Regions from separate parts of the Mus musculus genome. Here region 2 is linked to region 1. The links are chromatin loops, found by intact Hi-C in ENCODE. Cell type or tissue: heart. All regions are shown on one strand.

Evidence for each region. Hi-C counts contacts between places; a loop is a spot of excess contacts. Peaks named below come from ENCODE experiments on the same cell type or tissue, not always from the same donor. Only the 100,000 strongest peaks of a DNase experiment are listed, where the experiment ranks them.
Region 2: a loop joins it to region 1, with 4 times the contacts of the local background. A loop is called at or near these places in 2 of 42 quality-filtered maps.

The regions. Positions count from the first base shown.
Region 1 is chr13:17,882,892-17,890,891 of GRCm38, forward strand. It overlaps Rala (v-ral simian leukemia viral oncogene A (ras related)), which reads right to left. Exons shown (of 5, transcript NM_019491.5): 4 at 5,616-5,790. Among named protein-coding and RNA genes, the nearest start is that of Rala, 57 kb to the right of the region's middle. In heart, no CTCF peak of the experiment used is centred here; no DNase peak of the experiment used is centred here.
Region 2 is chr13:17,940,607-17,948,606 of GRCm38, forward strand. It overlaps Rala (v-ral simian leukemia viral oncogene A (ras related)), which reads right to left and starts at 3,611. Exons shown (of 5, transcript NM_019491.5): 1 at 3,411-3,611. In heart, no CTCF peak of the experiment used is centred here; a DNase peak (open chromatin) is centred at 3,635; H3K4me3 peaks cover 2,407 bases; H3K27ac peaks cover 1,821 bases.

The DNA.
Region 1 (8,000 bases):
AGGCTACTTATTTTTATTTTATGTGTATGAGTGTTTTGCCTAAATACATGTATGTATGTGTGCCAGTGTACCCCATGTTTGTGTACCAATGGTGTGCCCTGTGCCTGATGTGGCCAGAGGCACTGGATCCCCTGGAACTGATGTTGTAGACAGTTGTGAGCTGTCATGAGTGCTGGGCGCTGTACCTGGGTCCTCTGCAAGAGCAGCCAGTGGTTTTCACAGCTGAGCCATCTCTCCAGACCATGTAATGAGCATTCTGTGATCAATAAATCTATTTTGCTAACTTATATTTGGTGATGATTATGTTTATAATGAAAAAATTAACATGGAAACTAAAAATTGCTAGTGAAATAACTGAGGTATTAAATTTCAACTACAAATCTGTTCTCTAACAAAGAAAGACCTAGAAAAATATAATAAGGTAAGTGTGAGAGGGAGGGTAGCTCTCACAGTCCACAGTTCTACATAATAAGCTAAGTGTAAGAGGGAGGGTAGCTCTCACAGTCCACAGTTCTACATTCTGTTTGGTCCTTAGAGTCTTGCTGCCTACCCTGAACTCACCAACCACCTGGCCAAGCTTCTCAAGAAACTCAATTACTACTTATGGAATTAAAAACTAAACTATAAAACCTTCTACCTTCAATAAGACTAGAAACAAACAAGAAATATGTGTGCTCATATATACAGCACAAGTGACAAAGACTATAGTGTCTGACATGCTTTTCTTATTATGCCTTTAGCTCTCAATGGAAACTAACTGGAGAACTGCCAGGTGCAGATGTATGGAGAAGGTACTTGTATGGAGGGAGTGCGTGTGCATCTGCTTGGACTTGTAAAGATAAAGCTATCAAAGGATGAACCAGACACTAACTAGACTAGCAGGAACACTATTTTCAAGAGCAACGGAGGACATCAGAACTGTCGAGCACCTCTGAATGACATTTCCACCTGGGAAAATTACAATTTTGTCCACTAAAACCATAAATAAAACACAAAAATTCATTAAAATTTGAAACTGGAAACAATGACTAAATTCCTAGTTGATGATATGATCATGTAGAGAAAAAAATTATTTCAGGGGTCTTTAGAACACAGTATATGGAAAATTCACCTTAGGTGTTAAAGATAAAAATAAAACTCAAACAAGTAGGACCATCATGCCTAGCATGCAAGAAACTCTACCTGTGATTCTGAGTCACACACACACACACACACACACACACACACACACACACACCTATATCTACATACACATACAAAAACATACCACACACTCATACCAACATGTACGTACACACACACACACACACACACACACACACACACACGCACACACATACACACACACACACGCACACACATACACACACACACACACACGTGTGTGTGCGTGCACAGGAACTCACATACACATACAGAACCTCAGCAACAACAAAAACAAAGCCAAACAAGTCTCAAGAATCACGCTGTGAAAGTGACTCACACACTGGAGGACAATACAAATGTCTGCTGGAAGCCAGGCTTTCCAGGATGAGTGTTACCTCAAAGAGGTAAGGATCTGTGATAGAAAATCTGAATGGGTAATAACAGCGTGAATTCATGAGCTTTTCTTCTATTTTTAGAAACGATTTCCTGGCACTGTTCAATGAAAAGCCACAAAGAGGTAATAACCAGAAGGTAATGAGCAAATATTCTCAGGTTGAGGCTGCCGACTAACAATCCATCAAATGGGATTCTTGGGTAATAGCTGATTTTTTGAGCTGGAGCAATAAATGTAACAGTTAGGTGAGAAAGTGAGGAAGCTATAAAATGCTAGTGCCTCAATAGACAAGGGAATGGATGTTTAAAAGGTAAATTCTGGACTGGAGAGCATACAAGGCTGAAATACCACAATGCCATAGACCACAATGTTGGGATTCAAATTCTCCCAGGGATTTTGGAAGCCCCTGCTTCCAATTCAGATGGGACTAGCTCTAGCAGGAAGCCCCCTTTCTGGCCAGTGAGAGTCTTCCAGTACTGGTCTCTGTATCAGCACTGTATCAGACATATATAGTACACTAGGAAAAGGACATAGAAGGCTTAACTTTCCAACAAGTCAATGACTTTCAGAAGTCACCCAAACTAGAAAACATGGCAGGAAACATTTCAAGTTGGCATCAGCTAACTTGATGAATTAAGTCCTGTTTCAAGCGCCAACTGAAACAAACATTAACCAAGGAAGAGGAAGACAGACACCCCCCTCCCCACCCCCCACCCCCGGAGACGGTAAACACTCCCCCTATAGCAGAACCACCTCCCAGGCTATCTATCTTGTTCTCCTGGCTCCACCCTCTTTTCTCATTTTAGGGCAACCCAATGCCTATGAAATTTGGCTTTCTAATTCCACACTAATGACCAGAGAAAATACCTTTTCACATAAATAAAAATAAAGACAGACAAAACAAACTCACAGGTTTACGCTTGACTTAAAATATCTGTGGCTAAAAAATAAAAACTGCCCTCACCAGTATTTCTAGTTTTAAGTATTTAGTGGCCCTGAGTTCACACTTGAGACTATTAAATTGTCAAGAGAACCAAGAAACTATTATAAAAAATAATACACAAAGAAAGTAATTTGTGTGTATATGTGTGTATACATGTAGCTTAGAATGGTTGTAAGCTCTAAGAAAGCTACACAATTCAGAAATCACAAAATAGAATAATCAAAATCTGACAGTATAATCTATTTTTCCCATGGTGAAAGATAAAGTATGCCACATGAAGACATGTAACAGACTAGGAGACAATAATGACAGCAAATGAAGTGGACAGAAGATTAATGTTATTATTCTAAAGTAGACACAAATCAAAAGGTATGTAAGCCATTAGGCAGATGGGCAGAAAGACTTCAGATGGGCAGATGACTGGGTCAATCAATCAGTCAATCAAAGCACATGCAGTCTCATCGGTAATCAGGGTTCACCATGTTCTGGCAATTTTAAAAAAAATTTATTATTATTATTATTATTATTATTATTATATCTGGTGTGTAGCTAACTTCACACATACTAGAAGAGGTCGTCAGATCTCATTACGGATGGTTGTGAGCCACCATGTGGTTACTGGGATTTGAACTCAGTTCCTTCGGAAGAGTAACACTGAGCCATCTCACCAGCCCTCTTGCAAGTTTTTAGGGCTGTCTTAGTTGGGCTGGTAAAGACTAAGAAAACTGTCTTATAAAGCACACTGCTGTGGTGGGTACTTTGTCACCTCAGATAAAGAAGAATCTTTTTCTAATAACCTCAGAAAGTTTGGTGAAGTACTGTTTGTAGTAGGAAACCTGTGGGTGCCAGGGGAGAGATGGCTCAGTGGTTAAATGCAATTTTTCCTTTCAGTAGTGGGGTTCAGTATAAGGACTCATTGTGACTTAAAACAAGTCTGTCATTGGACACACGTAGCTTTGGTCTTTCGCATCTATAAATTCTGTTTCAATTACTACCGTTGTAAATATATTTATATGTGTATTATAATTTTCCAGAAAATACATTTTAATTTTTATTTTAATACTTTTGAATTAATGGACTTTAATTTTTTTCACATAATATTCTGATCATAATCTTTTTCTCCTGAAACTCCTCCCAGTCTTTCCCACCTCCCTGCCAACCCAACTTTATTCTTTCTCTCTGAAAAAAAAAATCAAACAAACAAACCACCCCCAAAGACAAAATAGTATGAAAAGCACAAAAACAAAACAGAGAGCACAGAGAAACCTACTGAGCCGCTCTTGTGCTGGCCAACTGCTCCTGAGCCCAGGACCTGACCTGGGTGTAGGTTAGCACAGCAGTGATGGCACACTGGGGAAAACTGCATTTTTCTTTCCTAGCCACTCAATTACAAATAGCTTTTTGGTTAGGAATGGGATTTGTGCTACTTTCCCTGTCCACACTAGGACAACATACACTTTTAGAATCTGAAGTGCTGGGTCACACTTTTGAGAGATAATGACCACATTGCCCTTCTATAAATATGAGGCTTTTTGTACATTTCTTGCCAATAATATACTTTCATTTTTTTCCTAACGAGACAGGCTAAAAAATATGACATTATATTTTTTAAACAGTACATTTGTTTTTATAAGTAAGACAAAGTCCTTTTTAAGTTTAAGGCCATGTCCCCTTTTTTCTGGTAATGCATTTGGGCTGCACTCTTGCTGGACTGCTGGCTGTCTTCTCGCTATCCTGTGAGTGCTCTGATCCCAACTGGCTTCTTCTGAGGTCAGCTGACTAGACACGGCTGTGACAGCATGGCTCATCTCTGTGCACTGCCTCTGTTTGCCTCTCTGCCCCTCTCCCCTTCTTCTCAGTCACTTTTAGTGTGTTCACAAGTGTCTTAGGACAATTAGGAAGACAGATAAGCCTATGCTTTGAAAACTCCCTCATATTGAATATTAAAATACATTTTATAAGAACTTTACAAATATTTAATATAATCTTACAGAAAACCAGCACAGTATACGGAAGAGAAAAACTGTAGGACTCGCTGTGTCCAAGTACTAAGTCTGACCACCTTACTAAAAACCTTAATCATGACAACACAGCCATAATATCTGTTATAAATGAACAGAAAGAACCTCTGATTTTTTTTCTTTATCTCATGATGCTTTCTGCCTCAAATTTTTTCTTTTCTTGTGTGCATGTGTTTCTTCTTAAGACATATTCTCATTGCGACTATGTAGTCTAGGCTGGCTTTGACCTCACAGACAGCTGCCTGCCTCTACTATGGCTGACCAACCTCATGCTTCCTGACTCAGTATTATGGACCTCTAAGTATAAGCAGACTGAACTACAAAAGCTCACTGCCACCCAGAGCAATGTAAGCTTTCTAGAAATGCATATTCCGATTCTAGAACAAATGAAGCAAAATCCTTAGTGGTGAGCCTTAAGGCTGTGTGCCTGTTAGGATTCAGGACAACTGGGTGCACACTGGGTTTAAGGGGCGCCTCTAGAGAGAACCCCACTGGGAGTCTCCAAGCACCAGAGCCATCTCAGCCCTGAAGATAATCTCCCCTAATCCTGGAAAGGGTTCCATCCAGAAGGCACCCTCCCTTCAGAGGCCTTACATAACACTAGGCAGGCATCAGTCAGAGCACACACAGTGCTGGCACGGTAGGATCTAGAGCTGCTTTTACACTATACAATGCCATGAAAAATGAAGGCAGTGAGTGGGATGAGGACTTCTGATGACTTAAAAAAGTACGCTTGTCTGTAGTTCTTATATCTGAGAAGGCCCAAGACAAGGTGAATTTCTACTGTCTTACTTAAACATTTACAGATGATACACTCAGTCTGTCAGAGCTGGTGAAATGGCTCTGTGGGTAAAGGTGCTTGCCACAAGCCCAAGGACTTGAGTTTAATCCATGGTGGGAGGAGAAAAGAGACTGTCCTCTGACTTCTACAAGTGTGCTACGGCTCCCTCCCACCCTCAATAAATAAAAGCAAACTAAAAACAACAAACAAACAAACAAACAAACAAATGAAATCACTGTACTAAATTATAGTTTGGATCCTGGAGTCTAGATTAAAGTAGGGTAACAGGGCCTTTAGATACATGGCACAGTAACAATGAGAACAATTTACCTTGTCAACGTTGGCGCGCGTTTTAGCAGACGTCTCCACATAGTTAACGTTCCACTGGTCAGCTCTGTTTTTTGCCTCTTCTACAGAAACCTGCCTTTTATCTTCTAGATCTGACTTGTTACCAACCAGGAGAAATGGAACATTCTCATCTTCTTTTACTCTTAAAATCTGCTCCCTAGATAAGTAAAAGCAAGCAAGAAAGTATTAACACAATGTCTGTACATTAAACATCACATAATAGGGACTGGAGCAATGGCTCAGCAGTCAAGAGCATGTGTCACTCTTGCCTCCGGAGGATCCAGGTTCAGTTTCCAGTGCTCACATGATGGTTCACAAGCATTCCTAATACCAGCTCCAAGGGATCTGATGCCCTCTTCTGATTCCTGTGGGGACTAGGCACACTTACGGTGCACATAGTTACATGCAGGCCAAAAAGACTCATACATATAAAATAAATCTAAAACCAAAACAAGTAAACAAACAAACCCCTCAGAATAACAACTAGCCATCTGCAATCAGAATTTATTTACAAGCATGTTTCTAGATAGTACCAAGTTCATCTGTTACCTGCCAACAATTAATTTAGATATATATTCCCTTAACTAAGGATAGAAAACTACAGCAAAGTAGGAAACGCCAGCATGGCAGTAGCAGAAAAGCCGTGAGGACGGGCTCCAGGGCAGGAGCCATGGCTTTCCCTGGTTGCTGCTGTAAGTGTGAGCACATTTTGTGCATCAGCAACTCACCTACCCTCACCTACCACTTACAATCCAGATCCAAACTCATATCCTGCTATTTGTATTTATTTTAGTGTTTTCTTTTCGGTGTGGGACACTAGGCAAATGTCCTGACACAAGCATTCGTGCACAGCATCTTTTTTTTTTTTCTGCTCCAAGCGCTCCTTCAGCACTTAGCTTCCCGACATTCCAACAGGCTGTGTGGACTCTCAGACTATCCTGATGTGATGAGGAGCTTGAAAGATTAGAGGAACATGACTGAGTCTCTCAGTTTTTCTCTTAATTAAACTGATATTGTGGAAGAAGCTTTCAGAGATAGATAGCACTACTCTAATTACACTCCAAAGGTCCCACACAGACAGAGATTTCCATAGATAGCTCTTGAATACAAAGATGTCATGTGTTACAAGGTATCACGGATTGTAAAGTACTATGACTCTGCTCTTCCTAGCCATGTGATTCTGAGCAAGGTGCTTCTTTGCCTCAGCTTCCTCATATGTAAGGTGGACTGACAATGCGATCGATACTCACACTGTTGCTGTGCTTATAACTGCGTGTGGTACACAGTCAAGTATAGAATGAGTCACAGGCGCCTTATTACTGGAGCAAGATGCCTAGCTAGCTTGTGTATTTATTTTAAGGTCATAAGATTGAATCCCAGGCTTTGCGCACACTATGAAAGCGCTATATAATGTGTTTTAAATACTCTCACACTATGTCATGTGGTATCATATAAGGATTTTGAATATATTTCTTAATGATTCATTTTTAATATTTTATGCTCTTTTACTTTGCTTAATTCCCAAAGAATATTTTGTATGTTTTGAAACAATTTAGTATTCAACATTAGATATATGATCCTCAGTTATAGACAGGATTAAATATTCAGTAGTGATATTTTTAGGGTGTGAAAGGATATAAATATAAAAGTTGAAAATAATTTTTATATATTATTTGATTCTCAAAATACTCAATATTATTAATATGTTTGATGTATAAATGCATTTAAATAATAAAAAAATTAAGAAAAAAAGAAAAAATTAACACTAATAAAATCTAATTTATTAAAAAAAAGAGTGACTCTACTGAGCTATGTCCTCAATTCCTTTCATTCTTTTTTTTTTTAAAGATTTATCATTATATATAAGTACACTGTAGTTGTCTTCAGACATCCCAGAAGAGGGTGTTAGATCTCATTACAGATGGTTGTGAGCCACCATGTGGTTGCTGGGATTTGAACTCAGGACCTTTGGGAGAACGGTCAGTGCTCTTAACCACTGGCCATCTTTCCAGCCCCAATTCCTTTCATTCTTGAGAGAAGTCTCAGTAAGTTGCCAGTGTGGCCTGGCTTTGAACTTGTGACCCTTCTGCCTCAGTATCACAGAGAACTTGAGTTACAGGTATCTGAAAACACGTTTGGCCTTTTCACTTTCGAAATGATGACACATGGGCTGGCTGAATGGCTCAGCTGGCAGAGGCGTCTGTGGCCAAGGCAGACCACCTGAGCTCATTCTCTGGGACCCATATGCTAGAAGAGCATGGATTCCCACAATGTGTCCTGCAGCGTATGTCCATACGCTAAATAAATAAATAGACAAAGAGATAGAATTAAACATTTAAAATAAGAAACAAAATAAATACCTTAGAG
Region 2 (8,000 bases), 58 kb after region 1:
TACTGTGAAACCCTGACACTTAGTTTCAAATCTGAATCAAACAATAGAATTGGAACTCAGAGTTAAGTAAATTATATATGTCAAGAATTTTGTCCCTTGTATCTAACACAAGACACTGTGCAGGGCTTTCAGGAAAGCATCATATTATTTAATTTCTACATGACATTTCCTTCAGCTTTTCAATTTTTTATATTTAAGCGGGGCAGTGGTAGTGTCAGCACTCAGGAGACAGCGGCAGGCAGAGCTCAGAGTTTGAGGCCATCCTGTCTACAGAATGAGTTCCGGGACAGCCAGGGTTACACAGAGAAACACCTGTCTCAAAATCCCCACCCCTCAAAATAAATAAATAAAATTAATGGCTTATATAGGCTACTCTCATGATGTTGAGGAAATAAACCTTTACTTACATGTATGATTAAATCAATGATGAAAATTCCCTTGTAAAATGTACTCAGCTTTAAAAACTAAACAAGAAATCCTGTTCCTTGTTGGGGGCTGGAGACGGAACTCTGGTATTTGGAATGACAGCATCTCATTCCCATCTTTTAAACCAAGGGATGGGCATGCCCTCCCTCCATTACTTTCTTAAACTCCACACTTGCAGGGGAAAAGGCAACCAGACCTATAAGAATAGAGTTCTACAACTCTTTTTGTTTTTTAAAATATTCTTCCTACTGTCCTACATTGATCCCATCTACATTAGTGGAAGAAAGAAGGAAACAAATATAATTACAAACAGGGCCGGCTCCAACAGGTGCTGCAGAAGTACAAAGCCATCAGAGATCCTGTTCTGAGTTCCTTCTCTACCAGGACACCTACAAGCACAATGTTTGACCAGTTGTCATCTTGGTACACAACAGACTGTATGTAGGAGTACAGTTACATTGTGTTCGTAAGCACCTTGGAAATAAAGATGCCTGCAGCTCCCACTTGGCTAGTCACTGGTGACTCCAGGCCATCCTTCGGGACTAAGAGTGAGAAGCATAGTATCTTTTCTGGAAGCTCGGGTCAGTCAGAATCACTTTCCCCTTGACTTTTAGGATTAGCTGCAATTTTCAGTGCTCTTGGAAATTGTTACTGTACTTTTAAATCCTAGCTCTATTACACGCTAGCTTGTGAAATAACTTGACTTAGTGTTGGGGAAGACCATCCATCTGGAAGAGCTATGATGGAGATAAGAAATAATATAAGTATATTGGTATCATTACAATCCTCAGCAAAGTGCTTGATGGGCAATCAATATATAAGAACTATTATTACCAAGATAGGTGCTGAATTAAAGAAGGGAAATCTAACCTCTGGATAGTAATGTTATGAAACCAAAGGCTTCTCTCTCCTTAATCCAAGAATTATAGTATCTTATAAAACAATGGAAACTGTCTCCTACCTCTTCAAGATCAGTCTCTTCCCTAGTTAACACTCACAGCTTCCAGTATTTGTAAAATGATTGCTCTTTTTACTCATTTATAAAAGAATACAAGAACCTATTAGTTTGGTGGACCCATATACAAGAAGTGATATTGGTACATTTATTTGTACTCTGTTTATTTAAAACGCTACTTAGAAGACAGTGCAGGACCACCATATACTAGAAGACAAAGATACGTGCAGCTTAACCTGAGAATAATGCAACCATCTATAGGCCAAAACATTCCCTTAAAAATGGTGAGGAAAAAATTGGTGAACATTCTTTCCTATAATTCTTTCCTATGATTAGTTTCCCCCACACGGAGTGCCCTGGGGAAAAATAGTTGTAATGAAATACTACTTCAAAATAAACGTGCATTTGCACACCCAGCAGAGAGAGAAGCATGTGGATCTCCGAACATCAAAGTGCTGCTGATCAAAGATGCCAAGGTCACGTCGGGGTGTCAGAAGATTTCATGTATCCTTGACAAAAAATGAGCCACTCTGAGAAACCGTGCTTTTCACCTTATTTCTAAGCAGCATCAACTCCTAACTTCCTCTTTTTAAAGGCTGGGTACAGTTATCACAACCCCAAGAATATACTTGCAATCTTTTGCCAGTAAATCTCTTCCTTCTAACTCTGGATATACTCTAGAAATAAACATGAAACAATAAAATATAAATGAGTATTCGTCTAATCACAGTCCCTAAATATTTTTAACCTTTTCCAGGTCAGAATAGTGAAAATGAAATTCTTCCTGAATTTTTCCTTGATCTCCTGGAGAACAAAAAAGACAATGCAAAATTTTCATGTTCCAAGAATCCCAAAGTAACAAAACTGTGCTCTTAACAAAATTGTTTGGAGGCCTTGCTAGAGATGGAATCTAGTACCTTTTGCTTGGTATGCAAGTACCAGCCACAGTCAATCGCTTCTGGAAAGTGACTTTTCCATCAACTGTACACATTCACATCCATTCAGTGAAGAAATGTGGGGAGTTCTGAGCACTTTACGTGGTAACAGAGAAGATGAAAAGGCTCCTCCTCTGAAAACAACTGAGCCGTAGAAACATCTTAAGGGTCACAGGAGTCATTTATAAGAATATTGTATCAACAGATACAAACAGCATAGGTAATAGTACATATTAACAAGCATAAGCCAAAGGGAATGCCTTCTACACTGTGAGTAATAAATCTGTTAGTCAATTTTGGGAACGTGATTAAAGCTGTAATTTATTTACAGGAAAAGAATTTACAGAAATAAAGGTTCTCCCGGCACACGTACCCAAACTGTTTGTAAATTGTGTGCTTCCTGGCTTGACAGGTAGGGCGTGGCACCAGAGTTCTCACAGTAGCTCAAAGACACTCAGATGAGCTCTCACAAGTCTGGACGTTCTGGTTTCCATGCAAAGGCCAGTAAATTCTTTAATTCCTCCTAAGTCTCCCGACAACACAACCACCTCAGCGCCACCACGCCCGCCCACTCCAACACACGAATGCCCAAGTAAAGCACACAAATCGTATCTTCTACTCCTTGACATCTTTCAGGCACCGAACGCGGAAGATACCCCCATCACACAATGCCTACATTCCCTTCCTCTTCTAAAGGCTAAACCTGTACTAGAAGAGCCTTCGAGCATTCAGCTGGACGCGTCTAAAGACTTTAGTCTGAAAACGCCATTCCTTCCAAACACTGGCAGAGAAGCTCGAAAAGCAGCCGCTCTGTACCGGCAGAGTGGCTTGAAAGCGAGGGAGGTCGGGGTGGAGTGCGGCGCAGGGACTGCGGCGGCGGCGGCGGCGGCCCCAGGTCGCGGGCACCGCCCGGGCACAGCCCTGGGAGCCACCGGCGCTATACAGGTGACCTTCCGGAGACGCCGCCCGCTGTCGGGGCGCAGTCGGGTCCCAGCCCAGGCGGCAGGCGGGACGTGCAATCTCGGCGGCCGCGGGCCCGGCCCGTCGGACACACCCCCGCCGCGGCCCGGCCTCCCCGGCCGGCGAGCTCTCACCTGCACCGCGAGCCGCTCGACCCGCGGGCTCTTGGGCCTCGGCTGCGCCGATCGGACCGCGCTCGGAGTTCCGCGCGGGGCGCGGCAAGAGGAGTCCGGAGGGCGGCGGCAGCGGCGGCGGCCTGGGCGGCGGCGGAGGAGGAGGACTCCGGCGCTCCGCTCTAGGGAGACCCACCCTCCTCCCGGCCGCTCTGCAGCAGCCGCCGCAGATCACTTCCGGGGCGCGGGCCAGCGGGGCGGGGCGCCAGGCCGCACTTCCTGGCCGTGGGGCCGAGTACTCCATGGCGACTGCGAACAAAGGCTCTACGGGCGCGGGGGAGGCGCAGTGGTACAGCCTCCCGGTGGACCCACGGCGAGTCCCCGGGTTCGCGAGGCGTAGCCCGCCCCCCCCCCCCAAGGCCGTGCCGGGATTCCCGTGTCGCGGTGTTTTCGTCTTCCCCGGACATGGAGGGGTTCCTGGAGAAAGAAGGGGAGGGGGAGGCCGCCATCTTGCTTCTGGGGGCTGCTAGGTTCTCTTGCAAGAGTTTTCCAGTGTGTAGCCTGCAACGTGGTTTGTCGCAGATCAAGTCCGAGTTGGTGGATTGGTCGCTTGTCCTGGTTGGAGGGTCTCGGTAGCTGACCGAGTGGAGAACTGGCCTCAGCATATGGGCTTCGGGTTCCTTTTGGAGTAGACCCTTCGACACTAGATTTGGCACTGAGATAAGGCGACGGCTCCGTAACACACTAATGTCTTAAATTAGTAGTTAAACTGAATCGGTTGTTTTCTTTAAAACTGCCCACAAGTTCGAGATAGTTTGCCTAGTGTCTGTTAGCGGCCACACGTTCTTCCCTGGACTTTAAAATTCTCATTTCCTTTGGCCCCAAATGAAGAACCAACGGCTTGGTTGGTTGGCATGACTACTTAAAGGAATGAATGTACACTCAATCAAGTTTGCAGTCTAGAAACCTAGTACTTGGCGTTTGGAAGTATGAATGGAGGGAAGACTTGATAACTTTACTAACAATAGGTTAGAGTTTTAAACTTAAGTATGATCTTTTTTCCAGTACAAAAAGACGATGGTAAATGTGGATCCAAATAAAGGGAGTCCCCGCAGAACAGGGATCAGTGGTTCATGGAGAAGGCTGAGTGCCACTTATCTGTCTTAAAAGTTCTACAAGAGCTGATGAGAAAGATGAGGCTACAGAAGGAGACAGGAGTCAAGTCATGGCTGGCTTTTGTGTCTATTAAATTCTGGAAGTAGAATGGCTGGATACATCAAATTTTAAGCAGTTTATAAATGGAGGACCGATTAATGGGGGAGTTGGGCAGTATAGCAAACATAGAGTAGACAGTGAACTATTGCAGAAGAGGAAAGAGAAAGGTATTTTTAATAGTGCCAGTAACCAACCAAAAGATGATTCCCAGATGATGAAGCCATATAAGCATCATAAGCCAAATAAGAATTGTTTGCTGGGCAGCTGGAGGGTAAGAGAATTGGAAGTCAATGTTTTGTTTTTGGAAAGATGCAGGATAAAAGTGTACTTTGTGTATGTGGTTTTGTCCTGGCCATGTAACTGGGGGGTGACCTTGAACTTCAGACTCACCTAACTCCATCTCCCAAGTGCTGGTAATAGAGACTTGCACCATCAAGTCTGGTTTTGCTGGGGCTAGAACCCTGAGTTTCATACCTAGCCACCAAACACTCTTGCTCCTAGAGCTATAGCTCGATTGCGGAAAGGTGTACTTTACTGAAGAGGCGAAGAAGGATGGACATAGGTTACAGGAAAAGGGTTTCTTTAGTCTGAAGTGAAATGGTGTTATCTAGTGGTAGTTGCTGTGTGCTGGGTTCCAAGTTCTGGAGTGGGCAGGACGAGCTGAAGTTAGATATGCCATAGGTTTATATTGCCACTTTCAAGCAGATGCAGTCTCACTTCATTGAGCACAATTTCAAAACTTTTTCTCCTTTCTGCTTTACTTAAGAGAAAATTTTAAAATACTGTATTAATCTCACTGTCCATAGCCATTCTAATATTATTCTAGTACCTAGTGGTCTACATGAAGATATGAACAAATAACTGATGTGTGGAGGTCTCAAGAGGCAGGGGGAACTGAAATCCAAAACACAGATTGAAAAATGGCCTCTTACTGTAAAAAAGAAAAAAAGGCCTAAACAATGAATATGGTCAATAAGTTAGCTTCATTATATTCAGAAACTTGTATCCTTAATTTTTGAGTGAATTCTTACAATAAACTATGTAATATGTTACAAAGAAGAAAGCAACACATTTTATTCAAGTGTCCTACTTATTAATATTATCTTTCTTGATTCCCAAGACTCAAACTGCCTACATATTAGGGATATTTTGAGACTTCCCTTCTTTTGTAAAAGAAAAGGGTCTGAAATACATTAATTATGATGTGACCTTATCCCCCTTCCTTGACTCTGAGCTTAAACAGCTGCTTCCTCTCTAACAGCATTTGGTTCTTCTGGCTTCTCTGATCTGGTTTAATTCACTGATTGTTCCATCCAGATTGTATAAATACTTTCTCTTCTGCTCTGTCCTTATTTCTGCACTTATCTGGGAAAAACCAATCTGCTTATTAAATAGCTCTTTTTAACAAGGGTCATTTAAATTAAATTAGAACTCTGCATGAAGATGTGAAAGTATTCTGTTGACATATATATCCATACCCACACAAGAACAACTAGGAACTGATGCTAAGATGTGATAATAACCCTGAAATATAATATAAAATTGAACAAAGTTAAAGTGGATCTCAATTTTGATATTCACAGATGCTGTTCAAAGGTCATTTTCACACTATGTCAAAATGTATCAAAGAGCACTTTAATACATTAATTTGAGTTATTTCCAGTGATAAAATGCATAATCTTATTTATAACTAACAAGCATAAAACCTGTTTAGTACTAAAAGATTGAAAAATTATGCAGGGAATTAAACAGAATCAAGTGTATCTATTGTCTCATTTAAGAGAAATATTTCATTACAATCAGATTTTGGTTTCTAAATCATACAATGATAAAAGGATAACGTAAAATACCTTATGTACTCTAACTATATACTAAAAGTACAAAATACTACTCAATTATAGATCCAAAATTTTATATTATTAACATTTCTCATAATAGATCAAAAATAGGGCCTATTTTTGATCTATTATGAGAAATAGGTATAGCAGTGAATGCCTATAATTACATCACTGGGGAATTGGAAACATCAAGACTTCAAGGCCATCCTTGGCTACACAGTGAGTTCAAGGCCATTCTGGACTACGTGAGAATCTGTACAGTACACTCATAATCATATCAAAAATTCAAATTGGCATATTAAACAATACAAAAACTTCATTTATGTAAATCAAAGATTCCATAACATGAAGGAATATTACCATCTTTATATAATTTTTCTACACAGAAAGTGTTAATGACTGATGAAATTTTACCTGATTTAACCCAGAGCAGAGTAACTTCTAGAACAGGACAATGAACATTTGTATTTGTGTTTTTCTTATCCTTACTGCAGTCCAGTTATGGTTCTAAGGATTCTACAGATTTTATTGCATTAAATCTTAAAATTATACAAAAGAACTTGCTAAAAAAAATTGCAAGAAAAAATTTTCTTTTTGTCTCACCTCTCCATTCTGCATTTGCATACAATCACTAAGAAGGCAGCCAAGCCTGGTAAGAGTAATTTATCAGTGACTCATGAGGCTTGGGGCAGTTATTGGCTCTATTTAGCGTTCTGTACAATCTCAGATTTTACTGGAACCAGAGCTTCCCAAACCTACTCGTTCCCCAGAATCTGAGGGAGCAAATGCCTTCAGTTTATCCAACATATTTTAATTGGTGGAAATCGAGAAGTCTGAATTTCAATAACTCTAATGTACATTGGAAATCACTGAATAGTCTTTCCCTCTAACTGTATAGAAAGTCTGGAAATCTGTGGTCCAAGAGGGCCTCAAGTTGTCAGAACTCTGTTCTTTCTGTTCCCACTAGTGGAGCGACATCGACGAGGCCAACTACAACACCTGAGCCTAGATATACAAGCGATATAAATCCTTAGCCTCTACTTAACTTTACCTATCTATCTCCATGGCAAGACACCAACTAACTTAAAGTATAAAACTTCGGTTTTTGTTAACTTGACAGAAGTTAGTCATCCAGGAAGAGGAACCCTCAGTTGAGAAGATGCCCCACCAAATTGTCCTGTGGGCAAGCCTGAGGGGTGTTTTCTTGAACAGTGACTCATGTGGGTGGGACTAACTCACTGAGGTTGGTGTCACCCCCCAGGCAGGTCATCTAGAGTTTTATAAGAAAGCTGAGCAATTCATGGGAAACAAGCCATTAAGCATCATTATCCCAAGGCCTTTGGTTGAGTTCCTGCCTTCAGTTCCTACCCAGACTTTCTATATAATGGACTGAGGAAAGTATATGATGAAATAAACACTTTCCTCTTATGGTGGTTTGAATGAGAATGCTTCCTGTAGGCTTATATATTTGCATGCTTAGTCCCCAGTTGATGATCTGCTTGCAAGGATTAGAATTCAAGTTCTTGTTGGAGGAGGTGTGACACTAAGAAAGGTTTCA